2 separate regions of the Homo sapiens genome follow, and region 1 is linked to region 2. A link is an interaction called in ENCODE POLR2A ChIA-PET data of the cell type or tissue named here. Cell type or tissue: Panc1. All regions are shown on one strand. Each heading gives the region's core, and the rest is flanking DNA. Links, peaks and the distances in the headings are about the cores only. Region 1 has its middle 60 kb from the start of LINC00705. Region 2 overlaps LOC107984195 (a long non-coding RNA gene).

The links. Peaks named below come from ENCODE experiments on the same cell type or tissue, not always from the same donor. Only the 100,000 strongest peaks of a DNase experiment are listed, where the experiment ranks them.
Region 1: POLR2A ChIA-PET joins it to region 2 with 5 read pairs; 1 of 35 experiments calls an interaction of 5 or more read pairs at or near these places.

Annotation. Positions count from the first base shown.
Region 1 is chr10:4,594,390-4,598,792 of GRCh38, reverse strand. No RefSeq gene overlaps it. Among named protein-coding and RNA genes, the nearest start is that of LINC00705, 60 kb to the left of the region's middle. In Panc1, for the core only: no CTCF peak of the experiment used is centred there; a DNase peak (open chromatin) is centred at 2,634; H3K27ac peaks cover 324 bases.
Region 2 is chr10:4,080,632-4,085,034 of GRCh38, reverse strand. LOC107984195 (a long non-coding RNA gene) reads right to left here. Exons shown (of 10, transcript NR_176060.1): 7 at 2,660-2,746; 8 at 2,216-2,351; 9 at 1,660-1,759; 10 at 785-1,164. Among named protein-coding and RNA genes, the nearest start is that of MIR6078, 92 kb to the right of the region's middle. RefSeq lists an enhancer at 1,105-1,617. In Panc1, for the core only: no CTCF peak of the experiment used is centred there; no DNase peak of the experiment used is centred there; H3K27ac peaks cover 2,754 bases.

The DNA.
Region 1 (4,403 bases), core at 202-4,201, 510 kb before region 2:
TTTAATTTTAATTTTAATTTTATTATTATTATACTTTAAGTTTTAGGGTACATGAGCACAATGTGCAGGTTAGTTACATATGTATACATGTGCCATGCTGGTGTGCTGCACCCATTAACTCGTCATTTAGCATTAGGTATATCTTCTAATGTTATCCCTCCCCCCTCCCCCCCACCCCACAACAGTCCCCAGAGTGTGATGTTCCCCTTCCTGTGTCCATGTATTCTCATTGTTCAACTCCCATGTATGAGTGAGAACATGCGGTGTTTAGTTTGTTGTCCTTGCGATAGTTTACTGAGAATGAGGATTTCCAATTTCATCCATGTCCCTACAAAGGACATGAACTCATCATTTTTTATGGCTGCATAGTATTCCATGGTGTATATGTGCCACATTTTCTTAATCCAGTCTATCATTGTTGGACATTTGGGTTGGTTCCAAGTCTTTGCTATTGTGAATAGTGCCGCAATAAACATACGTGTGCATGTGTCTTTATAGCAGCATGATTTATAGTCCTTTGGGTATATACCCAGTAATGGGATGGCTGGGTCAAATGATATTTCTAGTTCTAGATCCCTGAGGAATCGCCACACTGACTTCCACAATGGTTGAACTAGTTTACAGTCCCACCAACAGTGTAAAAGTGTTCCTATTTCTCCACATCCTCTCCAGCACCTGTTGCTTCCTGACTCTTTAATGATTGCCATTCTAACTGGTGTGAGATGGTATCTCATTGTGGTTTTGATTTGCATTTCTCTGATGGCCAGTGACGATGAGCATTTTTTCATGTGTCTTTTGGCTGCATAAATGTCTTCTTTTGAGAAGTGTCTGTTCATATCCTTTGCCCACTTTTTGATGGGGTTGTTTGTTTTTTTCTTGTAAATTTGTTTGAGTTCATTGTAGATTCTGGATATACATATATTTTATATATATTTTCACCAATCTTAAAACCCACACCAGATTCTGTAGCCTGGTCTGGCTCAGATGACCTCTTTTGCCATAAAAATGGAGATGTGTGACTCAGTTAATGATAGAGTCAACAGACCCTGCTGCATCTCTGGCTTGGGTGGATAATGATGACAGAGTAAACAAAGTTCATAGCGTTTTCTATTGCTTGAAAATCTTCACTGTTTGACTCTGTGTGTCAAGAATAAAATAGGGTGGAAATTGACCTTTTGACGCTCACTGGCCAAGTTCATTCACTTTTCATTATCTATTTATTCAGCAAGTATGTATTGAACACTCGCTGTGTCCCAGGCACAGGTCTAGCTGAAGACAAGAGACACTTGGGGTGCTCACCTTCTAGTAACTGGGGACAGACAATGATGTGATGTGAAAATAAATTACATAGTGTGTCAGGAAGTCCCATGTGCCATAGACAAATAAGAAACAGAGCAGTGAGAAGGATTGGGATGTAGGGAAGGGATTGTTGAAGTGTGAGGTGAGCAAGCAGACAAGCCTCATTGCAAAGCTGGCCTCTGAGCAGACATGAAGGAGGTGGTTGGTAACAATGGGAATACCCAGAAGAATAGCACCAGGGCAGAGGGAGCAGGAAGTGTAACAGCAACATGGTGAGGAGCAGATGCAGGAGCAGGGTGAGGAGGGATGTGCAGGGAGCTGTTTCCCCAGCATTGAAGAGCCCTGGCTCTGCCTCTCCCTGCACTCACTCCCTTGGAATTCACATCTAGTCTTAGGATTGTAGACACTTTCATGTACTGAGGACTTCCAAATTTATACTTCCTATCCATGCCTCTCTTTCTTTCTTAGATAACACATGTAGAGGGGTGTAAGAAAATTTAATTCCCTAAATAGGCGTTGTATGCTGACTGTTTTAAAGAAACAGTGTTTGGGCTATCATCTAGTTTTGTATTATTGATATTTCAGAAAGAAACGGCTAAAACTATCAAGGATTGAAAGAATGCTCTGTAAACTAGGTGGCCTGACCAGCCTGGGCAACATGGTGAAACCTCTTCTCTACTAAATATAAAAATTAGTTGTGAGGCTGAGGCAGGAGAATTGCTTGAACCCAGGAGGCGGAGGTTGAAGTGAGCTGCGATTGCATCACTGCACTCCAGCCTGGGCAACAGAAAGAGACTCTGTCTCAAAAAAATAAAATAAAATAAAAAAGGTGCCCTGGATTACCAAGGATATTATCAGATTATTCAGTAGAGTAAAAAGTAGTGTACTGGATTGAGTGTAGCATTTTGCTCACAAAAATTAAAAAATCATTCCATGTGGTTTGAGAGGTATGACATTCTGCTTGAATAAAATCCACCTCACCCTAAAATATACAATATTTATAAATTACTATTATATAGCTATGCATTTAGATTAAATGCCCCTTGGTCAAAACAGAAACAACTTGACTAAAACAGGACTCTTCTAGCCAAACAACAAAATTAGCATTTATAATATGTAAGCCAGTGTTAAGCCACAGCAATTGTAAATATGTGATCTTTACCTACCTGTGAATAGCTTTGTGTTAAAATTATACTCATCTCAGCTATTTGTTCATGATGGAAAATACACAAAGAAATTTGAAGAACTAATAATAGCTATTGCTTTTTGTTATGACAGTTGACTCTGCTATTTAATTGTTAGGTAAAATACCATTCTCTGCAACTGGAAACAATGGTAACTTTCTTTCATGCTATTGCAATTGCCTGATGAATCAGAGTCCTGGTAGGCTGCAAAGGCATAATAATAAAAGTGTGTCATAAATTTCTCTATGCAATTATCATATTTCATGCCTTATTATTAAATGGAACTTTGAATTTTTCTACTTAGGTAGAGTTATGATTTTTTTTTTAATAAAAGCTCTCTTATTCCAAGGTGTTACAATATGATCTGTGGTATACATGACTCCACGAGGGGGCTTGCATCACTTGTGATTGTAAGGGCTGAAACTCAGATGTGTATACTGGTCCATTGGCCTTCCTCATTTCCCCCACCTCCCTCATCCCGCCACACTCAAGCAAACAAATTCATCACAAATGATGCAGGTTGCTTTCTTCCCCATCCGCCTATTGTCTGAACCATCGTCTAGAAGGAGTTAGTTCAAGCTTCTGTGTCTGATTTGTGGTGCTCTGTGGGCATCACTCTATCTCCATTGCAAATGGTATCCCACGATGCCACTGGCTTTCTTTCACTTTATTAATTATTTATTTATTTGAGACAGGGTCTCACTCTGTCACCAGGCTGGAGTGCAGTGGCCTGATTATAGCTCACTGCAGCCTCGACCTCCTGGGCCCAAGAGATCCTTCCACCTTAGCCTCTTGAGTAGCTGGGACTATAAGTGTGTGCCATCATGCCCAGCTAAGTTTTACTTACTTTTTTCTTTTTCCGGTAAAGAGGTCTTAGGGTCAGGCTGGTCTCCAATTTCTGGCTTCAAGGGATCCTCCCACCTCAGCCTCCTGAATCATTGGGATTACAGGTGTGAAAGTACATAATTTTCTGGAAAATCTGAATATTTTAGGCTATGCAACTAAATACATATTATGAGTATTCAAAATGTATCTCAGAAGAATAATAAAATAGTCCAAAGGTATGTGTTGATTATTATCAACTTCTTGGTCTATGTTATTAGCGATAGACCATGAAATGGAGTTAATAACAAAGCAGAAAAACACAAAATGTGACTATACTAGGGAAATGGATCTTTGTCCTTAACAGATTCTCAATGCCAGGAGATTAATTTTGTAAGCACTAAAGGACCTCTTGTGACACTAGGTTAAACTGACTTTATGGAAATAATTCCTATCCAGTTTTGTAATAGAAGGTGATTTATGCTAATGTAATCCAACTCTATGGCTCTCCAGCACAAACTCTGTTGGTCTTATTAATGATATGGCCCAGTTAATAACCACTCCCTCCAGCTAGGGTCACACTTTCCATTTTTATATATTCCACTGCATTAGAGGGGTACCATCTACTTTTCCCCTGCTACTTGATAGCTATACCTTTTCATCACCTTAAGCATCTTTGCTAATGAGTCTTTAATACAAGAAAAATGCTATGGAAAAACACATCATGATTTTATTAAAATAGGTGTTACACCTGAGACAGAATCCTAAAGCCTGCAGAATTCTTACCACCGTAACTCACTAATACAAGAAAAATGCTATGGAAAAATACATCATGATTTTATTAAAATAGGTGTTACACCTGAGAGAGAATCCTAAAGCCTGCAGAATTCTTACCACCGTAACTCACTTATCAAAATAAATATGCATGCATGAGCTCTCCAGTTATTAAAAAATACATGCTTATTATGAAGTGTTAAAAAGTATGGGGAAGAGGAAAATATCCTGTAATTCCTCCACCAGAAATCCCATTAATAAAATAAACACCTATATACACACTTTAAAAATATAATTCTATACTACATTATATTATTGTTTCTT
Region 2 (4,403 bases), core at 213-4,212:
CAGAGGTTGCAGTGAGCTGAGATAGTGCCACTGCACTCCATCCTGGGTGACACAGCAAGGTTTCGTCTTAAAAGAAAAAAAAAAGTGTAAAGGTAATTTTCAGGGCTTTAACAGTTCTGGTAGAATGTAAATAATCATCAATAACCCATAAGGTCCTTTAGTCACAAAATGCTTCTCAGTAGCTAGGGTACCTTCTCACCGGTTCCTTTGTAGGGAGTCCATCATCACATATTTTTATCACATTTAACCTGAATGTTGCATCCCCTAAGTTACAAATTAAGTTTTATTCCTCCATGGATTTATGTCATGGGTAAGACTGATCTATAAATTTTGAGTGCCGAGTTACCTTTTGAGGGTAAATGTATCCTTCAAACCCTGCTTTTTAATGTGAGAGTACTGGTCAATCTATAGTTTGGGTTTTGAACAGAGGACTATGCAGAGACGTCTTCTGCTCTCACAGTGGAGGACACAGAGCATTTCTAAAGACACATCCCATGCAGTTCCTTCTAGAACATCTGGCTCAAATGACACATTTTAATCAACATAATTTCTTCTTTAATCCCATGGATTTTTTTATTTTTTTTTTCTTCCTTTATTATATGGCTCTAATACAATAATAAAAACCTAAGAGAAAACAAGTATCAGCTTTGAAAAGCATAAGCCCCAAATTCACTAACTTATCCAAATGTCAAATTGTTATTTTATTATACATTAATGAAATGAGCTGAATGGCAAATTAATTAGAGGAGGTGAACCAAGATATATTAAAGCTAAAGAAATTTAAGTTTATATTTTTATTGCTTTGTATTTTTAAAAAAGAAACAGTTTTCAAGCAGCTAGATATGTGGTGATAATTAAGTACAAAACTGTCATAATGTAGGCAATTAACAACAAAAACAACAACAAAACCTTCACCTTAGGAACATTTTATGTTGTTACCCTAAAATCTCAATTCCTGATAGACATTACAAAATGTCAGCACGGCCCACATTCCTGAAAGCTCTTGAAATGATGAATGCAGTATCGAGAGGAAAGCTGAGAGGGTGAAAGATCACTGCACATCCCTGCACTGGCAAGGCACCCATACAAGAGGAAATCTGTTTATCAATGCTGATTGCTCCTGCTCTGCTAAAGATGCCAAAATTCAGCAAGAGTTGCAGAGAGCTGAAAGTACACAAAACAAGTCAGTTACTTTGAAATCCTTGAGCCAGAGCTAAGCCTACCTCAGCTCACATCCTAAAAACATCCAAAATGCAATCCTCTTATGCAATCTTGGCTCTTAGAATTCCCTTTGGCAGAATGAGGAGGGCCATCTTCCGTTTGCCAGGAAAATGCACTTCAAAAGCACAGCCTACCCCGCTTTCTACTATCTTATTTCAAAGCTCTGGTGCTTATCACTTGGACCCCTGCCTAGAGAACATTGTGAATTCCCATAAAGATGCATTAACACAAGATAGAAGAATCTGCCAGTCTGAAGGCATCTGCTGTTTGTCAGCTGTCATTCCATGAGAGTTTATCTTCTGGATGTCAATGGCCAATGGCACTGGCCTCACTTCTAAACATGAGATTAAGGCTGAGATCCCAGGTCAGGGACACAAGCTGACTTCAGCCTTTTCTTGAATCTGGACTTTGCCACACCTCCACTCTGCGATAGCACACCTTCACAGCTTTTGTGAGGTCACAGCATCCACCTGGATTCGGCACACACGTTGATTTTCAAGGGCCCATCACAACTTGCAATTCTGCATAGGTGTTTTCTCTAAATGGTAATAATAACGCATGAATTATTATACTATTGCTGCTTGACAGCCCTTTTCCTGTGTGTAGTGGTTTTGGATTATGGCCCACAAAGGCCATCAATTATGCTAGAAAACTAAGGAGCTGGGGGAAAATCACAGGGCAAAATGCATTTTGAGAGACATCATTGTCTAGACTCAAATGTCAGCCTTGGCACCCTCTTCTCAGCCTGGCCTAGATCCACTGTTGGGCAAGTTGATTCTAAAAGGTCCATTTCATTCCCCTCCATGCAAAGCAATGGTAAACAATCAAGTATGTCAAAAATGTTGTTGAGAGTGCATGTTTCTTTGGGAGTGATTACATCTTAGCCGTAGCTCATGAGACTCAGGTCTGGATGGAAAAACTTTTCCAGTGGAGGATTTACAGAGAACAATATAAACATAGATGACAAAGCAAAACAACAAGACAGTTATCTCACCTTACAAATTACATACATCATGGCTAGGCACAGAGGCTCATGCCTGTAATCCCTGTAACTTGGGAGGCCAAGGTGGATGGATGACTTGAGCCCAGGAGTTCGAGACCAGCGTGGACAACATAACGAAACCCCATCTCTACAAAAAATACAAAATTAACCTGGCATGGTGGCTCATGCCTGTAGTTGCAGCTATTCAGGAGGCTGAGATGGGAGGATCACCTAAGCCCAGGAGGTCAAGGCTGCAGTGAGTCGTGATCACGTCACCGCACTACAGCTTGGGGGACAGAATGAGACCCTGTTACACACATACACACACAAATTACAAATTACATACATTAAAAAATGCCTTGTATGTATCTCTATGAATTGAGATTTTGAGAGAATTTGTTTTCTTCTGTACATTTCTCTATATTTTCTAAGTTTTCTATAATAAATAAGCAGTACCTTGGAAATTCTTGTTCTGACTTTTCTTAAACAAAAGATATGTTGAAAGATTTCACCCAAGTGCGAGCTTTAGTTGAAATATAGAATCTGAAATAAAAATTAGAAACATGGTTTCATAACAACTCACTTTAACCTATTTTCTAGAAACAGAATGAGGAATCTATTAAAAATTTTAAAATGAAATTTCAAATTCATACCAGATGTTTTCAAAGTAATAAAATACTACTCTTAAATATCATCTTTCTAGTCTTAATTTTTTGGATGTTTTATTTTTAAAGCCAGAGCTTTTTTTTTTTTTTTCTGTGTAAGTGGGATTGGAATGCTGTTCATCACAAGAAAACTCAAATTTTTTAGATCTTAAAGATAGAGGTTGCACTGTGTGACTTCCTTAATTACACATTAGGAAGTGGAGGACCAGAGAGCAGCAGTGATCTGAGGTCACTTCATAAGCAAGGCAGGGCCACAGCTCGAGTGGGCTTGCTCCCTCTCCACACTCTTGGCCTGGGTTTTGCTGCGATTCTGGCCAAATCTCTAGACTGCCTTCTATGTAGCAGTCACTGGCTAGATCCTAAAGGCTTTGACACAAAACAGGATTGGAAGTCGTCATGAGGTCATTAGTTGCCTCTCCCACGGCATGAGGGAGGAGACCGCTTTGACTTATCCACACAGCCACTGATTTGCAGGGAGACTCACACAGACAACACTATACACCCACCAACACAAACACACTCACCACACACACTGCAAGGGTTTACTACTAACTCCAAACACATGTATTTGGAAAACTAAAATACATACAAAGTTTCCAGAGTTCTACTTCTAACTAGAGGGGTATCTGCTCCTGAGGTTGTGGGGAGTATGGGAACATCCCTTAAATGATGGTTCTCACTTAAAAGGATCAGATAAAGTCCACTGAGAGCACTCCTTTTTTTTTTTCTTCTTTTTCAGATGGAGTTTCACTCTTGTTGCCCAGGCTGGAGTGCAGTGGTGCAATCTCGGCTCACTGCAACCTCCGCCTCCCGGGTTCAAGTGATCCTCCTACCTCAGCCTCCCAAGTAGCTGGGATTACAGGCATGCATACCTGGCTAATTTTGTGTTTTTAGTAGAGACAGGGTTTCACTATGTTGGTCAGGCTGGTCTCGAACTCCTGGCCTCAGGTGATCCACCCATCTCAGCCTCCTAGTTCTGGGATTACAGGCCTAAGCCACTGTGATATAATCCCTGCCTCTTTTCTTTCCAGTCAGAAAGGTGGTGTTGCAGATATAGTGGAAAAAGTAAGGATTTGGAAACCTAAGGGTGACAATATAATACATAAACCTCACTTCATTCAAAAGAATGTTTGCTCTTGAGCATGTCACTAATCTCTCTGAATTCATATTTCTGTAAAATGAGGACATTACATTTCTCCCTGCTCTATCATAAAAATTATACATGCTAGATATATATAGCCTATTATGGGTTGAACTGTGTCCTCCCCAAATTCCTGGGTTGAAGGAGGTCATCAGGACCTCACAAAGTGACTGTATTTGGAGATACCGTCTTTAAAGAGGTAATTAAGGTAAAATCAGGGCGATGGGGTGGGCCTTAATGCAACATGGCTGGTATCCTAGTAAGAAGAAGAGATCAGGATATCAGACACACGTGGAGGGAAGATGACCCGAAGATATAGGGAGAGTATGGCTGTCTGTAAGCCAAGGAGAGAGGCCTCAGGAGGACACAACCCTGCCGACACCTCGATCTCAGA